Linked DNA regions of Homo sapiens: region 1 is linked to region 2. Evidence: read pairs that join two places in POLR2A ChIA-PET (ENCODE). Cell type or tissue: Panc1. All regions are shown on one strand. Each heading gives the region's core, and the rest is flanking DNA. Links, peaks and the distances in the headings are about the cores only.

Region 1 (4,405 bases), core at 126-4,125, 410 kb after region 2:
TGCAGTGAGCTGAGATCGCACCACTGCCCTCCAGTCTGGGCAACAGAGTGAGACTCCTTTAAAAAAAAAAATTTAAATTAAAAGAATATGTATTGACACTGTAGATTTGTGACATATCAAGATTAGAAGTTGAATTAGTAGTGCCATAATAAAGTTACTAGATAAAGGGCTTATTTTTGTGATGCTAACTTGATATGTACCATATATGTTTTTCTCATACTGGTGCTTCTTAGGATATAATATTTTTAGTTAGGATATGATACCTGTGACTTTTAACATAGATTCAGATTAACATTGGTTTAAACAACATAAAAGTTGATTTTTCCCCCTCATATCGAAGTCTAGAAGCAGGCAGTCCAAGGCTGGTAAGGGAGCACTGCTCGGTGAGATTGCCTAGACCCAGGCTTCTTCTACCTTCTTCTTCCATCATCTTGGTGTTTGCCCTTTTTCCTGTAGTGCAAGGTGGCTCACGCTCACATCTGCATTCTAGCCAGCAGGAAGAGGAAAAGGCCAGTGATAAAATATGGCCCAAAAGTTGCACATATGACTTCCGCTCTCAACTGATTGGCCAGAATTTAATCACATGACCATGCGAGCAGCAAGATTGGTTGGGAAACATAATCTTTAATTCTGAATAACCATGTGTCCTTCCAAAATTCAGGGGCTCCACCAGTGTAGATAAAGAGTCTATTGGGGTCTATGAGTTCCCTAAAATGATTTGTAAAAGTTTATATAAGCATTTGTGAATGTGTACTTTTCTGATAACTTTCATTAGCTTCTGAAAACGGTTTGTGACCAAAGCTAAGTTAAGAATATTTAGATATTTGTAAAAGAATTTGAATGATTTATTTAATATAACGTTTATTTTATTAGCTCTATTCCAATTGATTACAACCTGTATCGAAAATTCTGGTCACTTCAGGATTACTTCAGGAACCCTGTGCAATGCTATGAGAAGATTTCATGGAAAACTTTTCTCAAGGTAAGTTGCCATTGACAGACTATCAGAAGCCCAGTATTTTATAGACAGTGATAGAGCTAAAACTTAATCTTGTCTAACATACTTTTCACTATGTAATTCTGCCTCTTACATTTTTATACCAATTTCATAACAAGTGAAATTATAAATTAATATTTAAACCACTAATATTGTGAAGTAGTATATAAGAATCGGATATTTAAAAGTTCGTCATTACAGCCTTGCTTTTTTTGAATATAATGAGTGTTGTTAACATAAATTGATATTTTGCAGAATATATTCTATCTTTGTACAAAATTATTTTAGCTATCTTGTTGAAACAGAAGTCCTCAAGTCATGGCTCTGGGCCAGATCTAACCTACTGCTTATAAACAAAGGTTTATTGGAATAGTACCATGACCATCCACTTACCTGTGGCTGTTTTTGCACTATAATGGCACAGCTGAGTAGTTGCAACTGAGATTATAAAGGCCACAAAGCCTGAAATACTTACTCTCTGGTCCTTTACAGAAAAAGTTTGCCAATCCTGTTTTAGAAGAATTTGTTATATTTTTCTTGGCTACTTAAAGATCAGTTGTCCTTTTTTGTCATAATTAAAATCTAAGATAAATAGGTAGTTCTCAGAATAGCATGGTGTGTGTTATGTTATTTTTAATAGTTTTTGTTTTATATGCAATTTTTTGTGGGGGCAGCACCATCCAAATTCAGATTAAGTGGTTAGTGAGAAATAATCTGGAATTGTCTTCTAACTGGACAGAATTTGGTGGAATTTATTTGCTCAGTTTTTAGCACAAGAAATGCGTAAGAGTTTCCACAGGTGGTTAAACAATTTCACTGGTAAATTTCTGTACACTCTTAAAAATGTTCCCTAATCTATTTGTCCCTTACACAGACTTCTTAAATCATATTTCTTCGTTTTTTTTTTTTTTTTTTTTGAGACGGAGCCTCCCAGGTTCAAGGGATTCTTCAGCCTCAGTCTCCTGAGTAGCTGGGACTACAGGTGCCCGCCACCACACCTGGCTAATTTTTGTATTTTTAGTCGAGACGGGGTTTCACCATGTTGGCCAGGCTGGTCTCAAACTCCTGATCTCAAGTTACCCGCCCCCCTCCGCCTCCCGAAGTGCTGGGATTACAGGCGTGAGCCACCACCACTGGCCAAGAAATTATATTTCTTTAGGAGTAGGGAGCTTGTACCTACTTTTGCAACAAGTGAAATATCATACAAAATAGTTTTAACTCCCATTCTGCTATCATAATTTGTATTGTTAGTGTGCCTTGCAATATACAGTCTACATACATGATTGACTGGGAGTAAATTCTAGGCATTTTGATGCAGAAAAGCACTAAACAAATTTGGGTAACAATGTCGAATAAAACTAATATTTTTATTTTGCAGTATTCTGAAGAAGTTTTAGCTGTTTTTAAGAGTTATAAATTAGATGATACTCAGGCCTCAAGAAAAAAGATGGAAGAATTGAAAACAGGAGGAGAACATGTATATTTTGCAAAATTTTTAACAAGTGAAAAGGTATAAGTTTTTCTTTTTCATTAAGCATAATAAGAAATGGTCTTGTTTTATTTCCGTTTAGCTGACAGCCTTTCTAAGTTAAACTGAATAGAAATGTTTCTTATTTTACTTTGGGTTAAAGCTGATTGATTAATGTTAGTTTGAAAGTCCCATTTCTTCCTTTCAGAAGTAGGACTAATTTGGTTTCAAAGGTGAAAGTAGTTCTACATTAAGTCTGTTTTGTAAACTAATTTTGGAATAAATGCAGTTTAATTACTTTCATGTCTATATATTTTAAATGTCAAGTTAGGATTTAATTTGTATATGAAAATATTTCATAATTATTATTTAGGTGCAAGTAAGGGGTTTAAAAGTTCCTTGTTAATCTTATTTATACATTTTAAAAAGTAAATTTTATTCAAATATAATGCTACAAGATTATGTAAAGTTTCTAGTCAAGATGGCACATTGAGTTTATGTTTCGACTCACTCCCTTTGCTCCAAACACATAGCAATGACGGGTAAAATATAAACGAGAAAACAAAAGAGACAAGGCTGGGCTTCCAGAAACAAGATAAATATCTTCATGGACCAGAAATGCCAAGTAGTGAGCAAAACTGCAGCCTGGGCCTGCTGGACTCTCTATCCAAGGCAGGTGGTGGTGTCCAGGAATTTGGCTACAAGTAACAGAGACTAAATGTGCACCATGTGGGACAAGGGGCCAGAGCCAGATTCACTTCTTGAAGCCAAGGACTAGGGTGGAACTTTTATCCAGTTTTGGGAAGAAACTAAGAAAAAATATTGCCAGTCTTCTGCCAAGGGCTATGGTTTTATAGGAAGTTGTGAGCCTAGGGATAACAAAGACAGCTTTGTGTCCATCTGCTTGCTCAGTGACCAGATATGTGATATGCTCAGTATACTTATGAAACAGCTGCTCCAAGAAGTCATCATAAGACTTCTTCTAGACTTTTGGACTCAGGGGCCCTGGTAGAAGCAGATGCAAAACTGCTAGACAGGGAAGGATGTACACAGAGAGGGAGGGGAAAGGAAGTAAACAAACATCCCAAAAGAAAAGGCTCCTGTTCAAAACTCTGATAAATTAAAATTCCAAAATCCATAAATCTAATGCTAAGAAGGATCACCAGCAAAATCAACTATTGGGATATATATATATATTTATTCCAGATGAAATATATAGCCTGACCAAGACTTTATGTATGTTTTGGATACTCAAAAAGATAATCGATGAGATAACATCCATTGAAAAGGAACAAGAAATCATGAAACAAAAGCAGGCTGAAATGAAGTAGGACAGTCGATACAACTAATCGGGAGTCTTGGGAATGAAAAATACAATAATTGAAACCAAAACTCAGCACACAGAATTAAACTATACACTGGACATAGATGAACAAAGAACTAGTGAACTGAAGAAGGTGATGAGAACTTCATCCAGCAAGCAGCACAGACAGATTTTTTTTTTTTAAGTGGAAGAGCAGTTAAAAGCCATGGTGAATAGATTGGGAATTTCCAACATCTGTCTAGTAGGATTTCCAAAGAAGAAAATGGAGGGAATGGTAGAGAAACTGGATTGCAAAGAATTGAAGGAAATCTCAAATCCTCAGCTTAAAAGTGTGTCACAACTGCCAAGCAGGATAAAGAAAGATAAATCTACTCTTCATTACATCATGCCATAACTGTGGGCATTCAGAGAAAACCTAAAAGCCACTAAGGGATAAGAAAGACAAATATACTGGGAAGGCACAGCAGTTTGACTGTTAGCAGATTTCTAACATATCAACCATTAATACCAGAAGACAGTAGAGAAATATTAAAGTGCTGAAAGAAAAATGACATTCAATCTAGAATTTTATACCGAGTTAAATATACTCAAGACTGTCGATGAAAGAAAGACATTT
Region 2 (4,405 bases), core at 320-4,319:
TTACGATTGTCATGGCAACATCCAGAGCTTACTGCCCCTTTCCATGGCAGTGAGCCGACAACCGGAAGTTACCACCCTTTTTCTAGACATTTCTGCATAATCTGCCCCTTAATTTGCATGTAATTGAAAGTAGGTTATAAATATCACTGCAGACCTGCCTTTAAGCTACTGCTGTCAGCACACTGCCTATAGGGTAGCTCTGCTCTACAGGGGCACTCAGGGAGCTGTTGCCATATCAGTAGAGCTTTTCTTCTACCAGGTAGCTCTTAAATTCTTTCCTGAGCAAAACCAAGAACCCTCCTGAGCTAAGCCCAATTCTGGGCTCACCTGCCCTGCATCAGTTGCACATCCTTGTGTGTTTTTTTTCTTTCTTTCTTTTTTTCTTTTCGACGGAGTCTCGCTCTGTCACCCAGGCTGGAGTGCAGTGGCAGAATCTCAGCTCACTGCAACCTCTGCCTCCCAGGCTCAAGCAATTCTCCTGCCTCAGCCTCCCGAGTAACTGGGATTACAGGCACCCATCACCATGCCCAGCTAGTTTTTGTATTTTTAGTAGAGATGGAGGTTCACCATGTTAGCCAGGCTGGTCTCGAACTCCTCACCTGAAGTAATCTGCCTGCCTCGAGCCTCCCAAAGTGCTGGGATACAGGCGTGAGCCACTGCACCCGGCCCCTTGTGTTATTTTGAGGCTGGTTTATTTGTTTCACCCAAATACCAGCTAAATCACATCTCAAGACTAGGCTCCTCTGCCCACATGGAGCTTCCACTTCTGCTGCCTTCCTTGAGTATCTTGGCTTGATAGTAAAGACAGAATGGTTCTTTTCAAAGTAGTTACTCCATAAATGTTGGTTAGAATGAATGGTTCTCTCAGACAAATTTCATTCATTCATTCATTAACACACATTTATATCATGGTGCCTTCCTCATGTCTACAAACAGCAAGACAGACAAGGCCCTTTTCTTCATAGAACTGATATTCTGGCAGTGACAAACACTACAAAAGTAACCAAACAAGACATCTGCAGATAGTGACAAGTGTGATGATAGTAAATTAATGGGTATAGCACTAAACAGTGATTGTGTAGAGGGTGCTTTAGATCTGATCACCAGGAGGCCTCATTGAGGAAGTCACATTTGAGCTGAGACCTGAATACTGGGAAGAAACCAGCAGGGGAAGATCTGGGGAAAGAACATTCCAATCAGCAGGTGCATTTATACCAGTAGGTGCCACAGTGCTTGCATCTATAAAAACATCCCCCAATAGGGACGGTCATGATGCTTAATCCTGTCTTGTTCTAGGAAGAAATAATAATTATTAGTGGATACGTTAACTTATTGGAGTATAAAAAGCTCTTCCTTCTCATTAAGAGATATATTTGTTTAAAATTTTACTTTTATATGTTTAGTAGTCATAGAAATTTGTAGTATATTTATGTTATTTTGATCAATTATGTACAAAAAATAATTATAATGATCACCCAATCTAGAATAAATATTTCATACCTAGAATTTGATGTCACAGGATGTTCTTAATTTTTAAAATTTAAAAATGATCAAAATTGTGTTGATCAACAAAAGATATTTAAGCATAAAAATATACTACATTAGGATAAAATTCTTAGGAATGTAGATTGAAATAAGAGTTTAGGGAGAAAATGTAATGAGATAAAATTTCTCATTGTTAAAGAAAAACTTGTATATTTGTTTAAATGGATGATGCTGGGTCAAATTGCGATGATATTTAGATTCCATTTGGTACATTTTAAAGAGGGATGACCTGCTAATCTTTACGATGCGTGGGAAAATAACAATTTGCTATTCTTTCAACTTATATAGAAAAATGACATGCAAGTATGTTGCAACTTTTTCAGTTTCCTTTGAGGAAGTATGAGAGCAAAAATATTTGAAAATTATTGGTCTAGAAAAACCTTCCCTTTACAAATTCAAACATGTAGGTAAACTTAGGTAAAGGAAAGCAGAAAATTAACGTTTTTGAGAGTCAATTATGAATCAGTTACTTGATAATATTATTTTTTATTGTTGCTACTACCATCTATCAATGAGTATCATGAGCCACACATTATGGATTAATGTAGTTCTCACAACTACTCTATAAAACACAAACTTTTACAGTAGTTTCCCCTTATCCACGGGGGATATGTTCCAAGACCCCCAGGGGATGTCTGAAACTGCAGATAGTACTGAACCTTATACATACCATGTTTTTTTCCTATACCTACATACCTATGATAAAGTTGAATTCATAAATTAGTCACAGGTAGAGATGAACAACAATAACTAATAATAAAATAGAACAATTATAACAGTATGCCGGCATCCCTATCTTGTGCTTTGGGGCCATAATTAAGTAAAGTAAGGGTTCCTTGAACACAGAAAGGGTTCCTAAGAGAACAATTTGGGGAATGTAGTCATCGTGGAGCCACTGGACAAAGGGAGCATTCACCTCCGGAGAGGAAGGGGTCAGGGACAGCATGAGATTTAATGGCATGCAATTGAAAACTTACTATGTATTTCTGGAATTTTCCACATAATATTTTAAAACCGCAGTTGATCTCGGGTAACTGAAAGCTTGGAAAGCAAAACCACAGATTAGTGGGGCACTAGTGTACTTTAATTACCTTATAGATGACACTGAGATTAAGGATCTTGGCCAAAGTGACACATCTGGAGAATATAGTAGCCAGGATGAAAATCCAGTTCAGCCTGCATGCAAAATCTTCTTTCCATTTAGCTGTTTTGAGCCTCACTTCCCCCACTCTCTTTCCACTCTATAAGCTTTTGATAGCTCATTGGATAGAAAATAGGTTCTCTTAATCACTTATTTTTTTGTCACCTTCACTAACAAATATTTAAAATCTATGGTTGAATAGACTGTATTTGAGATTTATTGCACACCGAAGAACCCAGGATTCTATTAGTTCCCTGCCAGGAGCAGTGGCTCATGCCTGTAATTACAGCACTTTTGGAGGCTGAGGCGGGCAGATTGCTTGAGCCTGGGAGTTTGAGACCAGCCTGGACAACATGGAGAAACCCCATCTCTACTAAAAAAATACAAAAATAGACGGGCATGGTAGTACCTGTAGTCCCAGCTACTCAGGAGGCTGAGGTGGGAGGATCACCTGAGCCAAGGAGGTCAGGCTTCAGTGAGCCCAGATCATGCCACTGCACTCCAGCCTGGGCAATAGAGTAAGACCCTGTCTCAAAAAAAAAATAACATAATTCTCATTTTTTATAGCCTTCAGTTATGATTTAGAAAAGGTTTATCTTCATTTGGAGTTAATTATATTCAATTGGCTGCCTCTGAACTCTAACTTTCTCTGACAAGCCTTTCTGTCAGATAGATCAAGACTGGGTGAAAAGTTCTTTAAAAGTTCAGAGTTCTCTCTCTTTCATTACGTTTCTTTTATATATTTATTTATTTATTTATTTATTAAAAAAGAGTCTCGCTCTGTTGCCCAGGCTGGAGTACAGTGGCACAATCTTGGCTCAGTGCAACCTCTGCCTCCCAGGTTCAAGCAATTCTCCCATCTCAGCCTCCTGAGTAGCTGGGATTACAGGCATGCGCCACCACACCTGGCCAATTTTTGTATTTTTAGTAGATACAGGTTTTCACCATGTTGGCCAGGCTGGTTTCGAACTCCTGTCCTCAGGTAATCCACCCACCTTGGCCTCCCAAAGTGCTGGGATTACAGGTGTGAGGCACCGTGCCTGGCCTACATTTCTTTTTATAATTTGTAATACTGACTGTATATACTCTCATTGTAATCCTTAGTGATATATACTGACACATAGCTCTCCTATTATTGTGTTGCACCAAGGTCCAAATTATGAGGTTGAGCGTCAGCCAGGAAAATCTTGTGTTTTCCATAAAATACGTATGTCAAAAGACAGCGCTGTTGTGCCAATTTTAAAAAGTAACTATGTAGCACACCCACGTTCAAAACAGCATTATTCACAATAGCCAAAAGATGGAAGCAACCCAAGTGTCCATCAATGGCTGAATGGATAAGCAAAACTAGGTAAATACATGCAAGAATATTAGCCTAAAAAAGGAAGTTCTGAGACATGCAACAACATGGATGAACCTTGAAAACATGGCACTAAGTGAAATAAACCAGTCACAAAAGGACACTGTGATTGCACCACTGCACTCCAGCCTGGGCGACAGAGTGAGACCCTGTCTTAGAAAACAAAAAACAAAACAAAACAAAGCAAAAGACAAATACTGTATGATTCCACCTACATGCAGTACCTAGAGTAGTCAAATTCATAGAAAGTACAGTCGTGGTTGCTACGGGCTGGGGGATGGGGAAAAGGGAAGTGAGTGCTTAACGAGTACAGAGTTTCAGTTTAGGAAGATAAAAAGGTTCTGAAGATGGACGGTGGT

What was found. ChIA-PET counts read pairs that join two places held together with the same protein. Peaks named below come from ENCODE experiments on the same cell type or tissue, not always from the same donor. Only the 100,000 strongest peaks of a DNase experiment are listed, where the experiment ranks them.
Region 1: POLR2A ChIA-PET joins it to region 2 with 7 read pairs; 2 of 35 experiments call an interaction of 5 or more read pairs at or near these places.

The regions. Positions count from the first base shown.
Region 1 is chr18:244,426-248,830 of GRCh38, reverse strand. It overlaps THOC1 (THO complex subunit 1), which reads left to right. Exons shown (of 21, transcript NM_005131.3): 10 at 874-982; 11 at 2,376-2,507. Among named protein-coding and RNA genes, the nearest start is that of THOC1, 21 kb to the left of the region's middle. In Panc1, for the core only: no CTCF peak of the experiment used is centred there; no DNase peak of the experiment used is centred there.
Region 2 is chr18:650,456-654,860 of GRCh38, reverse strand. All of the region lies in intron 1 of TYMSOS (TYMS opposite strand RNA), which reads left to right. Among named protein-coding and RNA genes, the nearest start is that of TYMS, 5.0 kb to the left of the region's middle. In Panc1, for the core only: no CTCF peak of the experiment used is centred there; no DNase peak of the experiment used is centred there; H3K4me3 peaks cover 183 bases; H3K27ac peaks cover 1,120 bases.